2 separate regions of the Homo sapiens genome follow, and region 2 is linked to region 1. The links are chromatin loops, found by intact Hi-C in ENCODE. Cell type or tissue: PC-3. All regions are shown on one strand. Links, peaks and the distances in the headings refer to the core of each region. The heading gives the core; the rest is flanking DNA. Region 1 overlaps CCDC149 (coiled-coil domain containing 149). Region 2 has its middle 58 kb from the start of LGI2.

Region 1 (7,252 bases), core at 1,104-6,103:
TCGAACTCCTGACCTCAAGTGATCCACCTGTCTCAGCCTCCCAAAGTGCTGGGATTACAGGTGTCAGCCACCATGCCTGGCCCGGCCCATTGATTTGTACATGGTTCCCAGTGGGCCACAGTGCCCTCAACCTGAAGCTTTTGGCCAGTTAACACTGGCCTCAGAGCCATGTGCCAACCTCTCAGGGGGTTCTCGCTACTGTAAAGAGGAGATGACAATGTCTGCCTCTGAGAGTTGTGGGGAGCACAGAATGAAGGCTTCCTATTTAATAGATCTAAGAAGCATTTGAGGACGGGCTATGGTTAGCCAGACACGGTTGTGGAGGACAAGGTGTTTCAGTGCATATGACAAGCAAGGTTCATGCCATGATGGAGCTGAAGTGGGGTAGACACAAGCAGATGAACGCGATTATTTCTGGTAAGTATGATGAAGACAGAGAGGCAGGGCAGTGTGGATTGAGAGTGGCTTGGGGATGAATGCCTCTAGTGATAATGTGCAGAGAAGGCTTCTCAGAGAGGGGAGATTTGATCTGACCTGAATGAGACAAAAGAAGCGGGTTCTGGACAGACCTGTGAGTGGGCTCTTCCAAAGGCAGAGGAAGTGCAAAGGCCCAGGGACAGACATGAGAGTGGCATGTTTCGGACAAGGGAGGGAAGCCGGCATGGCTGGAGCACAGACATAGGGGGATGGTTAGAAATGGGGTCAGGAGGCAGGTAGGAGCAGGTCATATTGTGCCTCTTCAGCCCTAGTAGAGGCTCTATGCGGATCTCAGTGCTGTGAAGTGCCACTTGGGGGTATCTGTCAGTGGTCTAAGGAAAGCTGCTAGCACACTGCTCGCTTGGACTGCATTGGGAGCTTGTTAACTGGGAGACATCCGTATACACACTATTGAGTGTGTGCGTGTTGATCTCCAGGGTAGGAGGATGAAAACTACTGTTTTGATTTGCTTTGTTTTAAGTGACAAATTATTTTGTTTGAAACTAAAACTGGAATGTCATATAAATCTAGGAATTTGGACTCTGGTGTACACAATAGGTGGCCCACTTGGAGCCTTTTTAATCTCTCATGTCCAGTTTTTTTGAAGGTATTTGCAAAAGGTCAGGGGGCATTTGGAGAGGATGTGGAGGAAACTAACAGGAAAAGTAAAGAAATAATAGGCAGGGTCTTGTTTTTGAGTTGCCCAGTACAGTGCCACTCCGGATGAATGTTTAATAAATGCCTTTTGGTGCTGACCTCTCCCCAGGTGTGCTATCTGCAGCAGTACACGGGGACTGGGGGCAAGAAAGGGCTAGCATCCACTTCCTGTTAATGATTCTTTCATCTGACCCTCTCGATAGCTCTGGCAAATTGACAGCTACTGTGTAAGAATTGTAACTATACCAACTGTAACTGGGGATTGCACTTTGAAAGCTCATGAAGTTACATGGACAGTGATCATTGCATTGTATCTTCCTATTGTGGTAAAGTGATCTCCACAGATGGAATTGTGCAGTGCACAGCCTGGGCAGCCATACATGGCTGTCCTGTCTGCAAGATAGATTTTATCCATTTTTTTTTTTTAAACAAGTCACATGTAGCCCACCAGGGTTAGAAGCTTGCCAAGGGCACATAGCTAGGATTAGCAGAAGCTGGATCTGAACGGAGATGACACCCGGAAAATAGCTGCTCCTGCAACTGGCTGCCTCTCACTGTTGGGTAAAACAGATTCAGGTAAATGAAAATAGGATGAGGTAGAGAATGTTGAGGACTGTGAGAGACGAAGGCTAAGAAGAGATCAAGGAAGGAGCAAGTCATTCTGACTTGGGAGGCCTGGACAGGCTTCATGGAGGACAGACTGAGCAGGCCCTTGGCAGAGTTGGGGGCAGGACACCCAGAAGCCGTTTTACCACTTTGTTTTGCAGCCATGTCCCTCAGCCACTTCCCAGCTGCAGCTGCACCTCATCCGCAAGCTGACGACTCACACCCATAATTCATTCATAAACATTTATTTCTATCTAAATCAGCAACTGAATGCGTCTATTGGTGGCGGCGCGGGTGCTGTGCAAGGCACTGATCCACTTTGTGGGTTGGCACAGGGAGGCTGGCTGTGCAGTTTTGATGGCCCTGTTTGAGGAAATTAAGTGTCCTGAGCGGTTGCTTCATAGCCATTTTCCAAGGTGGAAAATCAACATCATTTGCCTGCACTACATAGATAAGGTTGGCTCGGGAGCTCTGCTTTCTCCAGCTTAGAAGAAAGGTGGGACTTCCCTCGTGGGCTTCTGTGTGGGGAAACATACATGGAGGAGGAGGAGGATGATAATTACAATAATCACAAGAGTCCCTAACATTTATTATTTACTTATTAAACACATTATATGCTCCAGGGCCTGTGCTAAGTATCAAAGAGAAGTCCCATCTTTTCTTACTTAGGGTTAGGTTCTGAAGTCAGCATGTAAGAGGCAGAAACTTGTATGTAGCCAGAATTCCCCCTGATGGTCCTTTGAAATTGTCCAAAACTTGCATGGTGTATGTATGCTTTGGAATAGCGGTATTATGTAAAAATAGAATAGTGTGACTTTGCATAAATATATTATCAGTCACTGTCACCCCTCACTCTCCAGCAGGGATATTGAGCATAGGAATTGGGAGAATCACCCAATGTTTTGGTTTATTTCTCTCTCATCCTCTCTTTCCTCCTCTTTTTAATCCCCAGACTCATATATATGACTATTTGAACTCCCCTGAGTTCAGTGTTCATTTAACTCAACCCCACTCTCTCACTTCATGCCTACACTTTTACTGCTGTGTTTTTGCAGAGAAGGATACTGAGACTCCAAGAAGTTCAGACAAGTCCTGAGGTTGCACAGCTCACAGACTGTGGGGCCAGGATGCAGGCCCTAGGTGGGCCAACTCCAGTGCACACCAGCTGTCAGCTCGGAAGGCAGGAGCCTTCTCCCTGGGGCTCTGCCATCTCCTCTGCGGTGACGTCCTTAGACCCCCTCAGCTGACTGCACTTAAGCTTCAGACACAACTAATGATCCAGCTATTACCAACTTGGGCCTCACTTTTAAAAATAAGTGTTTCAACCAGTCCAGCCCTGAGATTTAACAGCCGATATTGTATGCACATTAAACACCAAATGATTGTTAACATATTTATTGAAGCTTAACAGGCATCCAATATATAAAAGATGACTCTTATATGGCTGTCAGACCTCAATAAACATGTTTAATAATTAATTGGCATTAAGCAAACATAATTGTGCAATTCTAAATTAAGTGCTCAGTGAAGCATATTGGGAATGGAAAACCACAGTGTTTTATAACTTAAAGTTCAGGCTGTCAGTATGGCTTTTTATAGACCAAGAAAAATACCCTGCTTTTGAAGACACGACCTGAGCCTCCTGTTGGCCTCATACTGAAAGGCAGGAGTTTTCTTGTTCCTAGACCCTCAGATCTGATAGACATTGTTTTGTTTGGCTTGTCGTTTGCCTTCCTGTGTATCCACTTTTGGAGTTCTGATGTCCCAAGCCAAGAGTTGTGTGATGTGATAGAGTTTTTGCATATCAGCTTTCAGTGGAATGACCAGTTTTGCTACAAATTTGTTCTGTGAAGTCACTGCCAACTACTGGATTAGTGAATACTGAACCATTGCTCCTAGAAGAAATGCAGGGTTAGGTTCCTGGAAGCCTCTGGTCACAACATTTTTGTCAACTGATCAATCATAACCTTGTTTTATGTGTGTCTCTGTTTAACATCACCTTATTTGACATATACAGTTAATTCATGAACATTGAACTGAGTTCAACAGCACTGTCACTCATGCCTGGAGGAAGTTTCTCTAACACTCATATTGTCTCCATAAGGCACTTCACAGCCTTCTTGCACTGATAACACTAAGTGCAAGCACTTCCAGCACTTTGGCACTATGCGTGGGGGCCACATGAAACAGCAAAGTCACCAGTGAAAAGCACAAAAATGTGACAAATGTGGGACGCTCACTAGATCATGAAAAGGACATTTGTTTACAATCCAAGGGCTGAAACAAGAAGGCAGAATGTGGCCTTGTTTGACCTCCGTGGGAACGTGTGTGTCGGGTGACTGTAATTTTTTGCCACTCTCTGCATGTCTGACAATGACCATGAAAGCACTGCAAATATTGATTTTGGGGTTAAAAATAAATTTCAGCAAGTAGGCAGATTCACAAATACAGAATCCATGGATAATGAGGATCGCTTATAACCAGATTCCAGCAAGTGCAGCCATCTGCACATCTAAGCGTCCTGCATCTTCTGCCTGCCTTTGCACGGTCTGTTCCACCTGCCTGGGACACTGTCCACCCAGTCCCAATGGTGCTTTTGCTCTTGGTAGGGACACAGTAAATATTTGTTGAGTTCAACTGAGTAGTTTTCAAATAAGGACCCAAAGTAAGTGTCATTTGAAAATGCACTTTACTTTTCTTTAGTCATCATTTCTTTCAAAGTTCCTTGCTGTTATTTATTATTTCAATTTAGTTAATATTCTCCCTTGGCTTAAATTAACTTCCTATCTCTCACCTGCCCATAAATCCTTCAGAGACTCTGAAAATTAAGCCATTTTCTCGACTGGCAACGAATCCCTTAAGATTCATGCAGGAACAAGGAAGAGATTGTCCCCCACGGGCACTCCTGGCTGGGTCGGATCTGTGTGACAGTGAAAAACTGTCCCCAGGATCCCATTCATATATGAAACCCATCCACATCTGCCCTACGGGGAGGTGTGGAATCAGACTTAAAACCTCCATAAAAGAAACACTGGAAAGTGCTGCCATAACTTTTGAAAGTCACTCTTCAGTGGCAATCCTTGGAGTTGTGATGGGCAGATAGGGGATGCTCTGAGACCACTGGGGCCTTCTTGGGCCTCTCACACAGTTTCCATTGCAGCCCCACCTGGAAGGTTTGGAGCTGCAGGTGGGTCTTGGCTCTGGAGTCCAGGAAAGCTATGGGTTCTTCAGGGATCTTTTGGAAAATTATGTTTTGGAAGACTGCAATTTTATTCCTGAGGATATTAAAACATAAATAAAGGCATATTATGAAATTCATGCAGTGAATGAAGATTTTAAAAGTTAGAAAGTAAAGGCCGGGCACGGTGGCTTATGCCTGTAATCCCAGCACTTTGGGAGGCTGAGGCAGGCGGATCACAAGGTCAGGAGATCGAGACCATCCTGGCTAACATGGTGAAACCCCGTCTCTACTAAAAATACAAAAAATTAACTGGGCATGGTGGTGGGCGCCTGTAGTCCCAGCTACTCGGGAGGCTGAGGCAGGAGGATGGCGTGAACCCAGGAGGCGGAGCTTACAGTGAGCCAAGATCGTGCCACTGCACTCCAGCCTGGGCGACAGAGCGAGACTCCGTCTCAAAAAAAAAAAAAAAGTTAGAAAGTAAAAAGCAGATAGCAGCAGTCTCACCATCACCGAAATACACACATTTTTAATATTTGGGTGCATTTGGTCATTTTCTCTCTTTCTCTCTCTCTCTTTCTCTCTCTCTCTCTGTGTGTGTGTGTGTGTGTGTGTGTGTGTGTGTGAGAGAGAGAGAGAGAGAGAGAGAGAGAGTTCTTAGTATAATTTTAGTCATACTGCATAGAAACGTTAGTATTCTTTTTTCCCCCACTTAACATGGCATCATAGACTTGTTATCTGGTGTTACCTAGTTCACATAAGCCTCATTTCAGACAGCTGCAAATTAGCCACTTGGTTGGTTGCACTGTAGTTTGCTAAACATTCCACTATTGTTAGACATTGTTTCTAGTTGGTTTTTTTTTGTTTTTTTTTTTTAAACTCTTTAAATAACAGTGCAATCTATTTTTTCATTTTTTCCTAAAGTTAGCAGTCTGGGATTATTCTTAGCCCAGATTTTCAAAAGTAGAGTTACTGGATCATTGGGTAGGGACACTTTTAAGGCTCTTGATAATGTCACCTCATTGTTACGAGTGTGGGAGAGTTCCCATCTCAGCAGATCTTCCAGCATTGGGTTATCATTTTTGAATCTTCGCTAAATTTTAATGGGAACCAGAGTTTGTTTCCTCCCAGTGGCAGTGCTCCACCAGACATCCAGCCTAGAGTGCCCAGGCCTTAAACAGTGTGTGCATGTGTACACTAACTACAATCTATATTTTTAATTTTTTAAAAAATGGATGATACTGGCAAGTAATTGTTTTGTGCTTTCTCCAGTATTTCTTGAAAGTATCTTATCTTCCAAAAGTTTCTTAGTGTCCTTTGGTTTTTATTTGGATCTGTTTATTCTCTGTGCCTTTTTCTTTTTCTACCAATGGAAAATGCAGCTCTTGAGGATGACGATTGCCAAACAAAGGCTCGGAGACGAAGCAATCGGCGTGCGACACTTTGCAGCCCATGAGCGTGAAGACTTGGTGCAGCAGCTAGAGCGAGCTAAGGAACAGGTTCTCACTAACATCTATTCAGAGTGGGGGATGCATTTGCACAGCTGGACACAACACAAACAAGAGTGGACTGTGCCCCTCGTTTCTCAGAGTATGGGGTGCCTGGGATGCACGTTGAATGCTTTTACTTCCTCAGCACTGCACTAGGGTCCCAAGCTGACTCTTGGGTTTCTGGCCTCCAGCAGGCAGGTCTGCTCCCTGCTATTGGGTACCATTGTTCTGAACACAACAAGAAACGTTCCTCCTAGCCAGGATAGACAGGGAGAGAACAACACGTGACAAACTGGCCTTACTTTGCAAGTTTCTGCTAAAATGCTGAGCAGTGCCTCTTAGGCAAAATCTCAACAAGTGCAGAGCCCTAGTTAGGTAACAACTAAGAGAGCCTAAAGTTCATTTTCTTCCTCTTACTAACTGAAGAGCAGAACAAGATTTCTGGGTCTAGAGTGGATTTGAAAAAGTATGGATTTGTAAGACACTGGCAGCTGCAGGGCATCCTGAAGTTGGCGAGGGTTCAGTTCTGGTTTTCTAAGCTGCTGCACCTCTCCTGTCTTAAATATAATGAATGTCTGGCAGGAAGTCATCCCTCGCTTTTAGCTGTTATTGTATTTCAGTGTGTGGCGCTTATGGCTTTAGGGCATGCGGGTAGTGTTAATAAACTCTCTAAAAATCAGTCAACCAAGTGGGAGGCTCCATCTCTGGCCATAAAGCTGGAGCCTGAGGAACATCTTGAGTAAGGGCTCTCCCTGTGGTTTTAGATTGAGTCTCTGGAGCACGACCTGCAGGCTTCTGTGGACGAGCTTCAGGATGTTAAAGAAGAACGGTCTTCCTACCAGGA
Region 2 (7,252 bases), core at 1,183-6,182, 130 kb before region 1:
AATTAGAAATGAGGTTTGTTTGTTTGTTTTTTCCTGATCAGGTCCATCCTTTAATCAAGCCTGGATAGGCATCCTGGGAAGCGCAGAGCCTGTGTTCTAGTGTGGTCCATGCACACTCCTCTAGCGGCCAGATGTTCTCCACAATCGCACATAGCTTCCAAATCCCCGCTTGGCTCCAGAGCTGGAGTCCATTGCACACACCTGACAACACTTCTGGGAACATCCTTCAGAAAGGACACTATACCAGCGCAGGCCAGATGATGGCACACTTTTTGTTTTTTGTTTTTTTGAGAGGGAGTCAGTCTCGCTCTGTTGCCCAGATGGCTGGAGTGCAGTGGCACGATCTCGGCTCACTGCAATCTCTGCCTCCTGGGTTCAAGCAATTCTCCTGCCTCAGCCTCCTGAGTAGCTGGGACTACAGGCATGCACCACCATGCCCAGCTAATTTTTGTATTTTTGGTAGAGATGGAGTGTCACCATGTTGGCCAGGCTGGTCTCAAACTCCTGACCTCAGGCGATTCGCCAGCCTCAGCCTCCCAAAGTGCTGAGATTACAGACATGAGCCACCGCACCCAGCCTGATGACACACTTTGGATAAATGTCCTGGTGATACCTCTATACCCATTTCCACCTTCTCCAGCCCTTCACCCTGACACAGGCCTGGTTCCAGGGCCACACAGTGCCCAAGCAAGGAGGATACCTGCAGATGGCCTCAAGTGGGGGACTCTGCCTGTGCTCCATGTTGCTTTCCTTGATAAATGGACCCTGGAATTACTCTAAGGGGCCCAGATAGATTAGTAAGGATCTCTTTGAGCTCCACGTACTCTTAAAAAGAATTAAACTCATTTAAGGAAAAAGGTAATTATTGGCTCAAATAACTGAAAAATCTAAAGTAGGCACAGCTAAACACGGGGCTCAAATGATTGCCACCAAATCTTTCCTCTCTTTTCCACTTCCCTCCCTTCCCCCCTCCCTCTCCTTCCCTCCCTTCCCCTCTTTTCCCTCTCCCTTCTCCTTCTTTTTCCTGTCCCCTCTCCTCCTCTACCCTCCTTTTCTCTTCTTTTCTCTTCCTTGTATGCATGGACCACACTGGAACACAGACTTTGCCCTTCCCAGGACCCCCAACCAGGCTTGAGTTAAATGATGGGCCTGATCAGAAAAAAAAACTCATTTCTAATTACAAAATTCAAAGACAGATGCGGGATTGGCAGAGAAGACATCTGTGGTTTCTGCTTGCCTGGGACCCGTTACTTCTCCTTTCTTTGGGGGACCACCCTTGACACTGTGTTTACTTTCATGGTTGCAGGGGTGGACACGGGACTTAGTGATAGTGCACAGTGACTGGTTCAGGGATGGGCATGGACCCAAGCCCCATCAATGAGCTCCTTCCCCAGGACGTATGCTTCCTCTCTCCTCCCCTTCCCTCTCCTCTCTTCCCCTCCCCTCTCCTCTCCTTTCATCTTTTCTCTCCTTCCCTTCCCTATCCTACTTTTCCTTCCTTTCCCTCTCCTGTCCCCTCTCCTCCCCGCTTTCTTCTCTTCCCCTCCCCTCCCTCTCCTGTCCCCCTCCTCCCCCTTCCTTCTCCTTCCCTCCCCTCTTACATTCTCTCCCCTCCCCTCAAGATCCCCTCCTCTTCTCTGCCTTCTCCTCCCCTCCCCTCCCTCTCCTTCCCCCTTCTCCTTTTGTCTTGCCTCCCTTCTTTTCCCTTTCTCTCCTATCTTCTGTTTTGTCTTCCTCCCTTCCCTTCCTGTTTTAGTCTGTTTTGTGCTGCTATAACAGAATAGTTATCATAGAATACCTGAGATTGGGTAATTAATAAAGAACAGAAATTTATTTCTCATAGCTATGGAGGCTGGAAAGTCCAAGATCAAGGTGCTGGCATCTCATGAGGGGCGTCTTGCTGCAACCTCACATGGCATAAGGCAAGAGAGCAAGCTAGTGCAATGCTGCGCAAAGCCTATTTTATAAGACCTTTAATCCCATTAACAAAGAAGGAAACCTCACAGCCTCATCACCTCTTACAGGCACCACCTCTTCCTACTATCACATTGGCATCATCTGAATTTTGGAGGGGACACATTCAAACTATAGCATTTCCCTTCCCTCCCCTTCCTTCCCCCAACCCCCTTTCAACCCCTCTTTCACTCCCTCTCCTGGTTCTATTCTCTTCTGCTCACCTTTTTCCCAGTCTCTCCAGAAAAAGCACCAGGATGGGGTGGCTGAAATGGAGATCTTCAGAATCAGGGAGACCCTGAGTCCCACAGAATTGGATCATCCGAGGCCATGCAGTTGAGTGGGAAGATGTGATTCAGCAGACATTGATTGAGCACTTACTGAATGCAGACTGGTGTGGGGGGTGTAGAGATGAATAGGACATGTCTTCCCTTTAAGAAGCTCAAAGACTAGTGAGAAGGAAAAAAGAAAGCCATATTGGTTGAGAAATTCTTATGTGCTAGGGAATTACATTATGAAATCCTCATGACAGAGTCACCCAGAAAGATGCAGAAAGGTCCGGTGATTTCTGGGTGCTGCAGCAGAGCTGGGAGTTGACATCAGGGCTTCTTGGCTGCAAGGTGGTTACTCTGTCCTCTAGAGCCACACATTTGCCACTTGAAAAACGACATCTCCTGGAATTGCTGAAAAAGCAAAGAAGTATGGGTTTCCTCTGCAGAATTCAGGGATTTCACCCCTCTAGGGTTCTGACTCAGGGCGGGGGCAAATTCACGTGGGAGTGCGGGATGCGGAACTGATGCCTCCCGAGTCTCTCCTAAGCTTGTGAGTCTCAAACCACAGATGGCTGATTGGTGGGGAAAGCAGCCGGCACCTGCGGGTCACCTTCCGCCCTGGGGAGCAAACTGTCAAAAGGAGCTGTGCCCGAGGCTGACCTAGTTAGACAGTGGGCCGCACACAGGCGCTCTCCTTTGCAGGATTTGTTCCAGGCGTTTGTTTATTTGCGCACCACTTTATTTGCCACTAAAAATACTCTTCCGAAGCAGAGGCGCAACTGACCGTGACTCTTGCGAAACAGCCGAGTGCACAAGCACTGAAGGGCTCCCTCTCGGGCTTCCCGGGCTCGGGGACTGCAAGGGGAACAGAGCAAGGCCTACTTGCCTTAAGGCAGGCAGCTCTGTTCACTTCCATAACCCCAAACCCAATCCCTCCATGAGGCACTTGCTGGTTAAGAAGCAGCTCTCAGCCTGCCTGGTGGACTGTGGATAACGTTGCACAGAACTCCTCAGTTGTAACCAACAAAACTCAGTTCAGACCGGGTTAATCATACACTCACACACACGTATTGTCTCAATGAGCAAAAATTCCAGAGACTGCTGTAGGCACAGCTGGATCCAGTACCGATGGATGGCTGGAATCTGGTCTAACTCTGGCCTTTTTCAGTTCTTTTTATCCTCTGGGTTGGCCTCACTCTCAAGCATGTTTTCTCCTCACAATGTCAAGATAGCTGCCAGTAGCCTCAGGCATGCTTAATCACAGCTCCAAGTGCAAACAAAAGGGGACTTCTTTTTCTCCAGACTTTTTTTAAATGCACTTTATTGAGGTACAGTTGATATACAGTAAACTCCATATACTTAAAGTGTACAATTGGATAAGTTTTGACATATGTGTACACCCATGGGACCACCACCATGTCGACACAAAGAGTCAGACTCCATAAAATTTTTAAACAGGTTTATTCTGAGCCAAATATGAGTGACTAAGGCCTGAGGCACAGTCCCAAGAGGTGCTGAGAATATGTGCCCAAGGTGGTTGGGTTACAGCTTGGTTTTTATATGTGTTAGGGAGACATAAGACTTCAGTCAATACATGTGAGGTATATATTGGTTTGGTCTGAAAAGGTGGGACAACTTGAAGGGGAGGGTTACAGGTCATAGGGGGATTCCAAGATCTTCTGATTGGCAATTGATTAAAAGAATTAAGTTATTATCTAAAGACCTGGAATCAATAGAAGAGTGTCTAGGTCAAGATGAGGGGTTGTGGAAACCAAGGTTCTTGTTACATAGATGAAGCTTCATGGGTGCCCACCCTTACAGGCAAAAGATGGTGAATGTTTCCTGCTCAAACCCTTAAAAAGTGCTAGACCCTCAGTTAGTCCCTTCAGGATTGGGAGGGTCTGGAAGGGGAAATATCTAGTTAACAGAGATTCGTTACAGATGCAATTCCACCACAAAAACAAAGTTGCAGGCTATTTCAAAGTGTGACAAATAAACATACTTTGGGGTAAAATGTTTTGATTTCCTTCTTTATCTGTCATGTGATGTTATGCCAGGGTCAGATTGGAAAGTCAGTCAGTTAGACAGGTTTAAATAAAATGTCTCTGATGAGATTTTACAGTTTGTAGTGTGTGACTCCCCAGGCCTCTTAGGAATTTGGGCAAGAGAGGAAAAAAGGCTGGGCGTGGTGGCTCGTGTCTGTAATTCTAGCATTTGGGAGGCCGAGGGGAGCGGCTTGCTTTAGCTCAGGGGTTTGAGACTAGACTGGGCAACACGGAAAAACCCCATCTCTACAAAAAATGCAAAAATTATCTGGGCGTGGTAGTGCGTGCCTGTAGTCCCAGCTACTTGGGAGGCTGAGGTGGGAGGATGGCTTGAGCAAGGGAGGTTGAGGCTGCAGTGAGCTGAGATGGCACCACTGCACTCCAGCCTGGGTGACAGAGAGCCTTGTCTCAAAAAAGAAAAGAAAAGAAAAGAAAAGAAAAGAAAAGAAAAAGGTCAGAATTTAGTCCTCAACCACAATCAACACAGCAAACAAGTTCATGATAGCCAGGGTTTTCCTGTGTCCCTTTGTCATCCTTCCCTCTGTCTGTGAAAATAGTCAAACTCTGTGGAATGTTTGAAGAGATTTATTCTGAGTGAAAATGAGTGACCAGTCCTCCATAGATTCTGAGAATGTGCCCAAGGTGGTTGGGCCACAACTTGGTTTTATATATTTTAGGGAGACATAAGGGACCGATTGATATGTGTAAGATGTACCTTGGTTGGTTCTGGAAAGGTGGGACAACTGGAAGTGAGAGCTTCCAAGTCATGAAGATTTAAAGATTTTTTGATCAGCAACTGGTTGACTTATTTTCAATAGAAAGAAATGTCTGGATTATGATAAGGGGTTGTGGAGACCAAGGTTTTATTATGCAGATGAAGCCTCTAGGTAGTATGTTTCAAAGATAATAGATTGTAAATGTTTCTTATCAGACTTAAAGAGTCTGTTCTATCAGTAGTTCTAAAAGAGAGGATGGTATAATGAGGCATATCTGGCCCCCTCTTCCCATCATGGGCTGAACTAGTTTGTTTTTCAGGTTAACTTTAGAATGTCCTTGCCAAGAGGAAGGGAGTTGGTGGGTGAGTGGCAGATAGCTGGGAAAACATTCGAGGAATCATAGACAGCTTCTACATGGCTGTACTCTCTCCCTGGGCAGGAGCGAGCCGAACGTACAGCATTAGCAGGGTAATTATACCTTTTGCAGACAATAGTGGCTCCAAGCCAAGCACAAGCTCATGTGGGTGACCACCTAACGTGCCTCATGTGGCAAGGTTGCATAATGTGCAGGGTTGTGCACCTGCACTCCTAACCTGCTGAATCATGCTGCACTGGAAGCCTGCCTTGGCTTACTCCTGACTAAAGTGCAGTCATCTCCCTCATACTCCACCTCCCAGGCCGAGGGCGTCCCCCGGGCAAGGACACAAGCCCATAGGGCAGAGCCCTGAATTCATAACCCACAACAACAACACAGAGAGCAACAACTCACTACTAGGATCCCAGCTATGCTACTTATGACTATTAGGACCCAGCATAGGCCAGAGCCTAGAGATGCCCACCAACTCTGTAGGGGGTCGTCAGTAAGGGTCTTGACCACCTTAATCTCCCATGAGACCCTTTGCAGGGCTGCTGTTATATTCTGCCAATTGTCAGGGATAAAGGTACAACATTGTGTTCCTAAAAGGGCACAGGTGCCTCCTTGGGCAGCAGTTATTATGTCAAAGGCCATTCAGTTTTGCAACACCACCTTTCTCATCTGATCAACCTCATCCATAACAGGATGAGGGCCACTCGGGTGTAATTCAGAGCCCTGGTGGTGTGCTCTGCAAGAGCAGTAACTTGTGCTTCTACAGTTTTGACACCCACTCCAGGGATAGTCATTGCCAAGGGGTAGGACCACCAGGGGGCTCATTGCACTCACAAAACCCAAGAGAGTAGTGCCTCCCAGGTATGTGGGAGTCTGGGCAACATGGGGAGAACAGTGCCAGGTACATGAGGCCACCCCCAGGTACAACATCCAGTCCAGTCCACTGGTTGGTAAGGCCACCCTGTGTCACTACAGACCCATAGACTGCCAGGGGGCACAAAATCCATTAGGGCGTGATGTTGGTGGGGCTTCTTGTTCCACCACCTTGTCACTATACCTTTGGTGTAGTGACATGTGTTATGTTCACACAAGCCATGACGGGTACCCACTCCTCAGTGGTGTTACCCCAGTGTTTCTCAGTGCACCATGATGCCTGGGCTGGAGGTACTACACGTCCCCCCAGTAGCCAGCCCCACCCATCATAAATGCTACAGGCTAGCCAGGGGGTGGGTGCACCTTGGGTCTTGAGGTGTCCTTTGTCCAAAATTTGCTGCATTGCGTTCCAGGCATCAGCCACAGGTGTCCAAGTCTCCAGCCATGTGCAGTTGTCTGCAGATGCTGAATGTATGTGCCGAGGCCAGCCATCCACAGCTGTTGCTGGAAAGGTGGTGCAGATCCAACAGCTGGAAACACCGGTCATCTCAGTGTAGGTGTGGGCTGAGTCCACAATGCAGTTGGAGCATGTTAACCTATGACGGAAATGACTGAGTAGGCACAGATACTGATGGAGGTAAAGCACGTCCCTCAGGCAAAATATAGGCTAACCTTTCATCCCTGGATAACAGTGCAGCCACCAAGGGTTTTTGCCATGGGCAAAACCACACCTCAGCTCCCCACGGTTCCTTTGAGTCCTGTATCTGTGCCAAAGTCATGGGGAGCTCATAATAGGTGGCACAGACAGTACATATGTCCCCCAGAGGAGAGTTCTTTCCCTGGCCTTTCCCCTATGAACAGTCAACTGCAGGGGCCATGTATTGAACACCGAAGGAGTGAAATGCAAGTCACACTGTAGGCCCTCCCCCAAGGGAGCTACAATGGCCAACCACTGGCTGTGCAGGCTTGGAGGGTACAGGGCCACAGCCAGGTTTTCTGTTCCACTGCTTTCAGGGGAGCTGGAGC

The links. Peaks named below come from ENCODE experiments on the same cell type or tissue, not always from the same donor. Only the 100,000 strongest peaks of a DNase experiment are listed, where the experiment ranks them.
Region 2: a loop joins it to region 1, with 3 times the contacts of the local background. A loop is called at or near these places in 4 of 110 quality-filtered maps.

The regions. Positions count from the first base shown.
Region 1 is chr4:24,837,321-24,844,572 of GRCh38, reverse strand. CCDC149 (coiled-coil domain containing 149) reads left to right here. Exons shown (of 13, transcript NM_001395273.1): 5 at 6,301-6,417; 6 at 7,173-7,252. Among named protein-coding and RNA genes, the nearest start is that of SOD3, 45 kb to the right of the region's middle. In PC-3, for the core only: a CTCF peak has its summit at 3,420; a DNase peak (open chromatin) is centred at 3,542; H3K4me3 peaks cover 419 bases; H3K27ac peaks cover 1,907 bases.
Region 2 is chr4:24,969,757-24,977,008 of GRCh38, reverse strand. It overlaps a transcript of CCDC149 not described here and a transcript of LOC102723675 not described here. Among named protein-coding and RNA genes, the nearest start is that of LGI2, 58 kb to the left of the region's middle. In PC-3, for the core only: no CTCF peak of the experiment used is centred there; DNase peaks (open chromatin) are centred at 3,458 and 3,708; H3K4me3 peaks cover 873 bases; H3K27ac peaks cover 896 bases.